Linked DNA regions of Homo sapiens: region 1 is linked to region 2. The links are chromatin contacts, found by Hi-C or POLR2A ChIA-PET in ENCODE. All regions are on one chromosome and are shown on one strand. The core of a region is the stretch at or near the end of the contact, and the rest is flanking DNA. Distances in the headings are between cores, read along the strand shown.

Region 1 (4,970 bases), core at 201-2,700, 97 kb after region 2:
ACACCTATAATCCCAGCACTTTGGGAAGCCGAGGTGAGTGGATCATCTGAGGTCAGGAGTTTGAGACCAGCCTGGCCAACATGGTGAAACCCCGTCTCTACTAAAAACACAAAAATTAGCCAGGCGTGGTGGTGTGCCTGTAATCCCAGCTACTAGGGTGGCTGAGGCAGGAGAATCACTTGAGCCCAGGAGGCGGAGGTTGCAGTGGGAGCCAAGATAACGCCATTGCACTCCAGCCTGGGTGACAAGAGTGAGACTCTGTCTCAAAAAAAAAAAAAAAAAAAAAGAAGATGAATGTTAGAAAAATATAAAATACCACTGAACTGGTTTAGTTTAGTGAAAGTTTAGTTTTAGTGAAAGTCCAAGAGAATCTAAATATTTTACGTATAATATATGTGGCACTAGCCTAGTCTCTATAATTATCTTTCTTTTGAGGGATAGAGAGAAGCAGAATTAATCTCCTACATTTTAAAAATGTACTCTTCCACTGTTTTCTTAAGCTGCATCAGTGGTTTCGAAAAATACAAGGAAAGGATTTGACTTTCAAAGCTTAAATGACAGTGAGCTCGTGCTCCGAAGTGGAATAGGTGATGGAATTCTGAAACCTACCCTTTCCTACAATGTGGCCTTTCCTACATTGCTTTCTCAGCATGCTGCCTAGTATATAGAGATTTCTGTCTTGTTTAAATTCTCTTAAACATTCAACCGCTTTTGTTTGGAAAGCCTTTAGCAGAAATTGTTTTGCAGCAAACTTTCATGTGGTTTCTGCATTTGTAGTTTGAAATGCACGAAGGTTTAATAAAAGTTCATGATGGCGCTTTGAGACCCACTGGGAATTAGCACACGCGGAGTCCGGTGTGAACTGGGAGATGTCGCTCCAGTCTGACCTGGCTCTGGACTGTTCCACAGGGTCATTTCTGATGGTGGCAGATGCATCCTGATGGCTTCCAAACACAACACCCTGGGTTTTATTGGAGCAAAGTTCCTTAAAGGCACAATCCATGGGCTTATATGTAAAGGCACAATCCATGGGCTCTCCTGACTTTGTGTGTGTGTGTTCACATGTAAAGTGTGCACACACGTTTACCTGTGTGTAAGCTTACACATACAATCCTTTTCACAAGTTGCCTGTGTCAAAATTGAGCAGGGATTTGAAAAAAAGAAGAAAAATGAAAGAAGGCAAAATGGCTAAAAAGATATGCTGGGTATATCAAAGGAGATATGTTAGAATAACCACAGCACATAAACAACGTAGAAGCTTTCGGAAACGTTTGGGCTTTTACTGGTAACTGTAATCACAAGTTGATTAAAGATGTTCCAGCGTATGCTTAGCTCTCGCTTAATTATTCACATAAAAGTTTGTTTATGTGCCACGTTGCCAACTCCCAAATCTTCCTTTTCATTGTAATATTGCCAAGTTTAATTAGAAGACTGACTTGAGCTCTCTGCACTTTCGCATGGAAACAGGGAATCCTGAGGGAGTGCTGGGCTCAGGCACTGCCTGCCTTTCACTCAGCAGCCTGACATTTAGAAGATGTTACGTCTTCTGAAACACAACCAGCTGTTCAACTCTAGGGAGGAATGGAAAATTGCTTTAATTGGGAGGCCGTTAATGAAAGAGGTGAAGCTGACAGTTGACTTCTGCTTTTATCTGAACCACTGGGGCCTGCACAGAGATTCATCTTTGACCTTGCTTACTGTCGTGGTATGTGTAGGTTACAGAAGTCCTTATCGACAGATGGAGAACATGGTTGCTTTTTACCTGATGCTCATGGAAGAATGAACCCACAGTTCTCCTGAAGGACAGAAATTAAAGTTTCGTGCTGGGCAGGCCAAACCTTCTCCCAGTAAACATTTGTCTGTTTTAGGTCTCTGGAAACACCTAGAATGGCTCACTTTGCTGCCTTTACCTCCACCTTCACATCCACCTCTCATCTTGACTGGCAGCAAGGCTGACCCAGGGCAACGTTTAGGAGGGAGACAAAGTCTGTCTTTAGAGCCTCAACCTCCCCTTAGCTGCCTACTCTCCCTCGTTGTGTGGCTCTCTCTCTGTTGGTGCCTTCTTCCTTTTAGAGCCCAGGGAGTGAGTGTGTGTGCACACACACACGCATACACACACACACATGCACACACACAAGCATGCACATGTACCACCCACTTACTGAAATTATCCTCAAGGAAGTGTGGATATTGGATAGTCATATGATTAGAGTGAATTTAAGTCAAAGTTACCCGTATGCTGTTTACATATTAAGTCTTTCTTGTAGTGTCCAGTGAAAACTTCTCAGGAATCAGAGAGGGAGAGGAGGACCCTGGGGCAGAAGAAACCCTAAAATCATACATATTGCTTTACTGTGGCTACCTATTCAATAAATATTTGAGAGACTTAGGTGCTTGATTGGTCAGCACTGATTATATCATATTTTGGCTCTTTCATAATTAAATGTCTCATTTCTATGTCATCTCTGATTACAATTTGAAAGATTTGAAGAACTAGAAGGAAATATCTTTTCTTATGATTTATATATATTTGTATAACACATTCCCTTAAATCCTTCTAAGCCGATTTGGGGTGGCATATTTAATAACTAATGGTATCTAACTAGGAGCTGTTGACTTTTATGTGAAACCATCATTTGTAAGGTCCACAGAGCTTCACAAACCTAAGGGCAAACTTGCATTTAATTCCAGTTAAAGATATATAACTGATTTAAATCACAGCCCTCCAATTTAAAATAGGAATAGAGCCATGATATCACAAAATGCACAGAAATTCAATCGTGCAGAAGTCATGAGGTCTTATGATAGCTGGCTAGGAGTAAGTCACTATATTATGCAATGTCAACCTAATTTCATTGAAACCATTGTTTTCTAATTTGTATTTCAAATGATCCTACAGGTCCAAAATTGTAAGGAAAGTCAACTTGATATTGTTCTATTCCAGGTTGAGTATAGCAAGAGGCAGGAAAGAAAAAGCAAGAAACTCAAAAAGTATGAGCCAATCAGAGAAAAGTCCCCATTTGGTACATTAACTTGCTCACAGACCTTGGGCAAGTCACTCTGGCATTTTCATCCATGGAGCCAGGGCTGGCTTCAAGAACCAATAAGTGAACTCAAGTGCACAAAGGGGCCCAGGTGGAGTCTATAGCAGTCGAGGTGTTTGCCTGGTCTCCTGGGGATGGTCATTGCCATGTGAAACTGCAGGCCCAGGGCTGGTGGGTCTTATACTTCTTCAGGAGAAGCTAGAAATTGAAATATTTTTTTTTCTTCTTGATACAGAGTTTCGCTCTTGTCACCCAGGCTGGGGTGCAGTGGTGCAATCTTGGCTCACCACAACTTCCGCCTCCCAGGTTCAAGCAATTCTCCTGCCTCCGCCCCCACGAGTAGCTGGGATTACAGGCATGTGCCACCACACCCGGCTAATTTTGTATTTATTTTTTTAGTAGAGATGGGGTTTCTCCATGTTGGTCAGGCTGGTCTTGAACTCCTGACCTCAGGTGATCCACCTGCCTTGGCCTCCCAAAGTGCTGGGATTACAGGCGTGAGCCACCGTGCCTGGCCAAAATCAAAATATTTATATCTTTCAACTTTTAAAAGTTGACAACTAATTTAGACTTTTTTAAATACCATGCTTGAAAATTTGGTACAATGCTTGAAATGTTGGCAAGGCCATGGGGAAACAGACACTCATAACTGTAGGAAAAGAAAATGGCACAGCCCCTATGGAGAGGAATTGGGCTGTGTGTCTAGCATCTGAATTCACCCTTTCACCCACCAGTCCTACATCGAGAGATCTATTCCAAGGATACACTTAACAGAAATTCATGTAAGCATAATACTGTTCTTTGCAGTAATGTTTGTTACTGCAAAAGACTAGAAACAGCCAAATGTCCCTAAACAAGAAGCTGTTTGAATCAACTGTAGTATATCCACGTAATGAAGTACTGTGAAGCAGTAACAGTAAAGAATATCTCGGCCGGGCATGGTGGCTCATGCGTGTAATCCCAGCACTTTGGGAGGCCGAAGGGGGCAGATTACCTGAGATCAGGAGTTCAAGATCAGCTTGACCAACGTGATGAAACCCCATCTCTACTAAAAATACAAAAAAATTGCCAGGCATGGTGGCAGGCGCCTGTATTCCCAGCTACTTGGGAGGCTGAGGCGGGAGAATCACTTGAACCCAGGAGGTGGAGGTTGCAGTGAGCCGAGATCGTGCCACTGCACTCCAAGCCTGGGCGACAGAGTGAGACTCCGTCTCAAAAACAAAAGAAAAAAGAATATATACTCCTCTGGGGAGGGAGTGGATAAAAGTGTGTGTACAGCACTGTGGTTCCCAAAGTGTGGTCTTGGACCTGCAGCATCAGCGTCACTTGGGAACTCGTTAGAAATGCAGATTCCTAGGCCCTACTCTAAGACCTACTACATCAGTAACCCAGCAATCTATGTTTTAACAGTCCCTCCAGGTAATTCTGATACTCAAGTTTGAGGATCACTGGTATAACATGATTTGTTTATCTAGGAGAGGAAAACCTGTAAGATTAAAAATTGATTACCAATGGAGGAATGGAGGGAACAGACTAGAAGGGAAAAGAATAGAGGTTCGGCTTCTTTGGAGGCTGGGAGCGGTGGCTCACACCTGTAATCTCAGCACTTTGGGAGGCCAAGGTGGGTGGATCATTTGAGGCCTGGAGCTTGAGACCAGCCTGGCAAATATGGCAAAACCCCATCTCTACTAAAAAATAAAAATAAAAAAATTAGCTGGGCTGTAGTGGAACATGCCTGTAATCCCAGCTACTCAGGAAGCTGAGGCAGGAGAATTGTTTGAACCCGGGAAGCAGAGGTTGCAGTGAGCCAAGATGGTGCCACTGTATTCCAGCCTGGGTGGCAGAGCAAGACTCTGTCTCAAAAAAGAAAAAAAAAAAAAAAAGAGGCTTCTTTGAATATGAATTTCTTTGTAGAATTGACTTTGA
Region 2 (5,079 bases), core at 1,099-3,598:
TCTCTCTCCTTTTAGTACACTTGAATTTCCAACCTGGTCATGAAATCCTTTAAGTATTTTTCAACCTACTGGTATTTTTATATTTAAGTTATTTAAATATAACTTAAGTGTGAAGAGACTCTTAGGAAGGTATTTCTTTTCAGTTAGTTCTTTAAAGGCAGGAACCATATGTTAATCTTTGTTAAAAAAATCTTTTTGTCTCTAACATTTAGTCCAGGACCTGGCATAGAAAAAATACTTAACAAATTTATCCTGAGATGGACAGATGGATGATTCTTAAGGTTTTACTTTTATGTTTCAGAAAACAGATTTTGGCCGGGCATGGTGGCTCATGCCTGTAATTCCGGCACTTTGGGAGGCCAAGGTGGGTGGGTCACCTGAGGTCAGGAGTTCGAGACCAGCCTGACCAACATGGTGGTCTCTACTAAATGCAAAAGATTAGCCGTGCATGGTGGCACATGCCTGTAATGCCAGCTACACAGGAGGCTGAGGCAGGAGAATCACTTGAACCCGGGAGGCAGAGGTTGCAGTGAGCTGAGATTGTGCCATTGCACTCCAGCCTGGGCAACAAGAGCGAAACTCTGTCTCAAAAAAAAAAAAAAAAAGAAAAACAGAAGAAGAAGAAGTAATATGATCTTTGAGCTTTAGTTCTTTATTCTCTGGAATAATATTTTCTTTTGACATTAAAATTTATAGTTGCAATTGTTTCCCACTCCATAGAATTGGTAAATATAAAATGGCCATGTGTTGAATATTATAAGCATTTTACTGTACCATGTCAGAAGTGAACTCAGGAAATCTGACAATGGCTAGTTCCTGCCTTTAGTGACCTTTTGATGGTGTTTATTACTGAGGGTGATGGGAGTCTCCTGGCTGCTCAACAGTGTGACTTGAGACAGGTTCTTTAAACTCATAACTGTTATTTATTTTATTTTGGATTTTTTTAAATTTTATTTTTCCATAAGTAATTGGGGGTACAGGTGGTATTTGGTTACATGAGTAAGTTCTTTAGTGGAGATGTGTGGGATCCTGGTGCGCCCATCACCCAAGCAGCATACACTGCACCACATCTTGGCCCCACCAACATCGTTACTGTTTCTCGGTGCTGGGCTCAGGAACTGACAGCAGTCAACCGAAACAGAAGCTGCTACTACTTCAAGAAGGCTTTTCATACCTCACTAGAGTGAGGAAACGGAACATAGAGGTTTATTTCAGTGGTTCATAGTTTTCACCTCCAAATATCAAATGTAACTATACTTCTCTAGTGCTTCTGTCCAAATAAAGTAAGCATGCATATATTTGTGTATGAGTAGCCTGCCATTCAGCACACTAAGACATGCCCTTCCTGGGCTTCAGCTATTCCAAAAGGTGTGGAGGATGTGAGAGGAAGGGTGCAAAATGAAACTCTGGATTAGGAGTGAAAATTATCATAGGATGTCTTTACTGGAGATGATTTCCCCACTCACTCTCTCAAAGATCTAATCAGGAACAAACATTTGCACGTTTTATGTTGCAAACAAGTTATTTGGTTTGTTGAGTGAAATCACGGTTATTTTCGTGCCTGTGTGATTTCAGGAATTCTGTTCTCCTGCTTTTGGAAAGCTGCTTCAGCTCACAGATCCCTGCCTCCTGTGAACACTGGAATGTGGGCTGTGTTGCTCTTCCGCAACCCAGCGCATGCATTGTTCACTTTCCCCATAGTCCTCCCTCATCTGGATGATGAACCCAGTTAGATCTCCATGGCCTGATACTCTCTAAATCCACCATGGCGGTTGTCCTACACAGAGTTGGCACACAGTGAATATAGCAGTGACTTCAGAAACCTGAAATACTAATATTTATCCTTTTCTGTTTGACTTATTTCACTTGGTATAGTATTTTCAAGACCTATCCATATCAGAAGTTCATTTCTTTTTATGACTAATGAGATGGTCTGTTCTAATTCCCTTTTATTTCATTCTCTCTCCTTTTAATACACTTGAACTTCCAACCTGGTCATGAAATCCTTTAAGTATTTTTCAATCTACTGGTATTTTTATATTTAAGTTATTTAAATACAACTTAAGTGTGAAGAGACTCTTAGGAAGGTATTTATTTTCAGTTATACTTCAGGGATGAGTGAAATAATGTTATAAAGGACAGAGCCTGGTTTTTATATATGGCCTGTGTAATCTGTCTTGATGCTTTGTAAGCCAAACCAGATACTTAAGTTATTATTGCTTTTTACATTTCAAAGGCCTACAGACTACCATTGGCCTAAATATAAAATAATAATTTCTGTCTGTAGAGCTGTACACCCTGTAGTCGAAAAGAAAGCCCTTCCTTCCTCATTTCTTAATGACAGCCTATAATCATCTCTGAGCAATTTTTAAGATTTTTTCTAAACCACCATTTCCGTCATTATGTCAGCTGGGGAAGAGCCTCTTCTTCTATCAATAGAATGGTTCTCATTCCTTCCCAAGTCCAACCACCCACCTTGTGAGAAGGGGTCATTGTAAATCTCAGCCAACTTTCTTTTTCAACAATGATGTTAGGAGAAATGTCAGATGATAAAATCAGTTAATCACCAAATATTTACTGAGGACTTGGGAAAAGTTTTGGGGAGCCATTGGAGAGAATATGACTGAACCACTGTAAGTTCTACCCAAACTGTGTTTCCTCATTCACTTCCAGCCTAGGCTTGAAGGAACAAGAGACCAGGGGTGGATCCAGGTTCCTGTCCCGCTGGGACATGGCCCATTTCCTTTGTTAGGCCTGGGAGCAGTTTGAGGAAGCCTGGTTAGGCATCTGTCAATCCCAACTGAAGTCACTTTTTATATGGGGTGAGGAATTTTTAACCTCACCCCATATAAGGCCTAGCAACTTCAGGCATGAGTAAAATAAAGACAGAGAAATTGCACATCACAACTTAATGTTTGTTGTGTTTATGTACTGAAAGTATTTTATGTTTGTAAACTCAAAATTAACCCATTTTATAAATAATGGCAATGACTATAATGCTTTAAAATAATTTACTGTATCTGTCACTCTTTTCTGATGGAATTTAATAGACTCTTGTACTCTTAGTTTACTTCAGATCAACAATACAACTCTTTTCCCAGATTTCTTCATAATTAACTATGTAATTATCATTTGATAAAAGCCTCTTATTTTAATTAGAATAATATGATCATGGGCTGATGATTCAATAAATATTCACTGAGCAGCTGCTATGTGGAAAACTAATGGCATGCTGGAAAGAAAAGAATTTTTCCTAAGGCTTGTCCTTGACCTCAAAAAAAGCATATGTGATCTAGAGAAGACAAATTTAAAGAAATGCTGCAAGTATAATATGAATAGGCAGAATTAAATAATTACTAAATGAATATCAGAGGGAAAAAAATGCTAATTTTAAGGGAGAGTATAGAGTAAGCAGAATTTGAATGGAGCCTTCCAAACCATTGAGGATACTTTCAACTCTGAAATTTAGGCCAAGAGAAAGTAAGTACTTGCTTTTGTCACACTTTCAGTCTCTTTTAACTCATGAAGTTTCTACTAAGTCAAACTGAAATTAATTAGTTACACTGTCAGAGCGAGTGCATTGGTGATTTCTCTGTGTAGAAAACAGTAGAAAGGCCATCCAAGGGCAGGCGTTAGCATAAGCAAAGGCACAGAGGAATGAAAGCAAATGACATTTGGGGGAATGTTGAGATGTCCATATGGCTGAAGTTCCAGGTCAGAACATAGAAGGCCTTAAATGTCAAGATAAGGAGCTTGGATTTAATATGTAGACCTCAGGGAACTGTTCCTGCGGTTGGATCACTTGAGGTCAGGAGTTCGAAACCAGCCTGGCCAACGTAGTGAAACACCATCTCTACTAAAAATACAAAAATTAGCCGGGTGTGGTGGTGCACACCTGTAGTCCCAGCTACTCGGGAGGCTGAGACAGGAGAATCACTTGAACCTGGGAGGCGGAGGTTGCAGTGAGCCAAGATCACGCCACTGCACTCCAGCCTGGGTGACAGAGCAGGACTCTGTCTCAAAAAATTAACAAACAAACAAACAAAAAACCTATGTGTGACTTATTTGGTGTCTCTCTGCTTCCTGGAAGTCGCTTCTCAACTTTTGGCTTCTCTCTCTGATCATTCTAACTCTGGGACTTGGAAGCTCTTGTGTCAGCAAACAAAATCCACAGCAGCTTCCTTCTACCCTTTGAATGATCAGCCAGTGATTCAAATTGCCCTTGGAATAATCTCTGAATTCCCTGGGATAGACTCTGAGGTCCTGCATCAGTAACCACCCTCTCTTTGGTCACACTGGAGCACAGCTCCGTGGTTCAGGCTAACCACTCCCCCATGTGTTTCGTCTCTCCTGGCCTGGCTCTGTTCTCCAACACTTGGCTGCTTTCTCACCCGCTCTAAGCACATCCTCACCCATCACCTCCTTCCAGAGCCAGCTCGATACCCAGCCCTTGGGAAAGCATATATGGCCCATGTTGTTATGTTCATAAATCATGCACCAATCATGCATAAATCATACATAAATCTTTGCACAAGGCTATGAGAGGAATGCACAGTCATGAGTGGCCCAGGTCAGGAGGCAGGGACCTCATGACTACCTCGAGAGGCAGAGCAAAATGGCAAAAGATGCAAACAGCGCTTCAAGAGAATGGAAGCTGTGTCGCGTGATAGTTTAGAAGTCATTCCCAGCCAAGTCGGTACAGGCTTTGTGTATAGTTATTGCTTCCCTCATCTTCATCTTTGTATATGCTTCTGGGAGTTTACATGGGAGGCTTTGAATCCTTGACTGTGATCCATTCAAAGACAGGCAGCATGGATCTAGTTTATAAGAACCTTTGCCAATGAACATGGCAGAATTTTCTGTTTTATGTCTGCCATTAGTTGTTAGGTGGGGACTGTCCCTGTCCTGGCATGCAGGACTCTGCTACCGGAAATTATTATAGCATACAGAGTAAGAGTTCCAGTCCCAGACTTAGACTGTCTAGGTTCAAATGCCAGTTTCACTCCTTACTAGTTGTGTGAATTTGAAAATTATTTCATCTCTCAGTGCCTCATTTTTCTCAAGTAGGGATGATAGTAA

The links. A loop is a pair of places that touch in the nucleus more often than their neighbours do. ChIA-PET counts read pairs that join two places held with the same protein, here RNA polymerase II (POLR2A). Pooled maps may share reads with other maps.
Region 1: a map of K562 shows a loop between it and region 2 (2.4-fold over the local background). The contact joins two enhancer-like sites. A Hi-C loop is called at or near these places in 4 of 168 maps with a recorded cell type or tissue (K562, heart left ventricle, ovary and 1 more) and 1 of 50 pooled maps. POLR2A ChIA-PET finds 5 or more read pairs at or near these places in 1 of 52 experiments (OCI-LY7).

Annotation. Positions count from the first base shown.
Region 1 is chr6:150,786,766-150,791,735 of GRCh38, forward strand. All of the region lies in intron 5 of PLEKHG1 (pleckstrin homology and RhoGEF domain containing G1), which reads left to right. Among named protein-coding and RNA genes, the nearest start is that of MTHFD1L, 76 kb to the right of the region's middle. Within about 2 kb of position 1,451, at least 2 of the 41 ENCODE cell types and tissues checked have a DNase peak (open chromatin) inside an H3K27ac peak, as active enhancers do; they include OCI-LY7, where a contact is called at or near this core.
Region 2 is chr6:150,689,268-150,694,346 of GRCh38, forward strand. The region is part of intron 2 of PLEKHG1 (pleckstrin homology and RhoGEF domain containing G1); the gene reads left to right. Among named protein-coding and RNA genes, the nearest start is that of PLEKHG1, 92 kb to the left of the region's middle. RefSeq lists a silencer at 1,115-1,214. Within about 2 kb of position 2,349, at least 3 of the 41 ENCODE cell types and tissues checked have a DNase peak (open chromatin) inside an H3K27ac peak, as active enhancers do; they include OCI-LY7, where a contact is called at or near this core.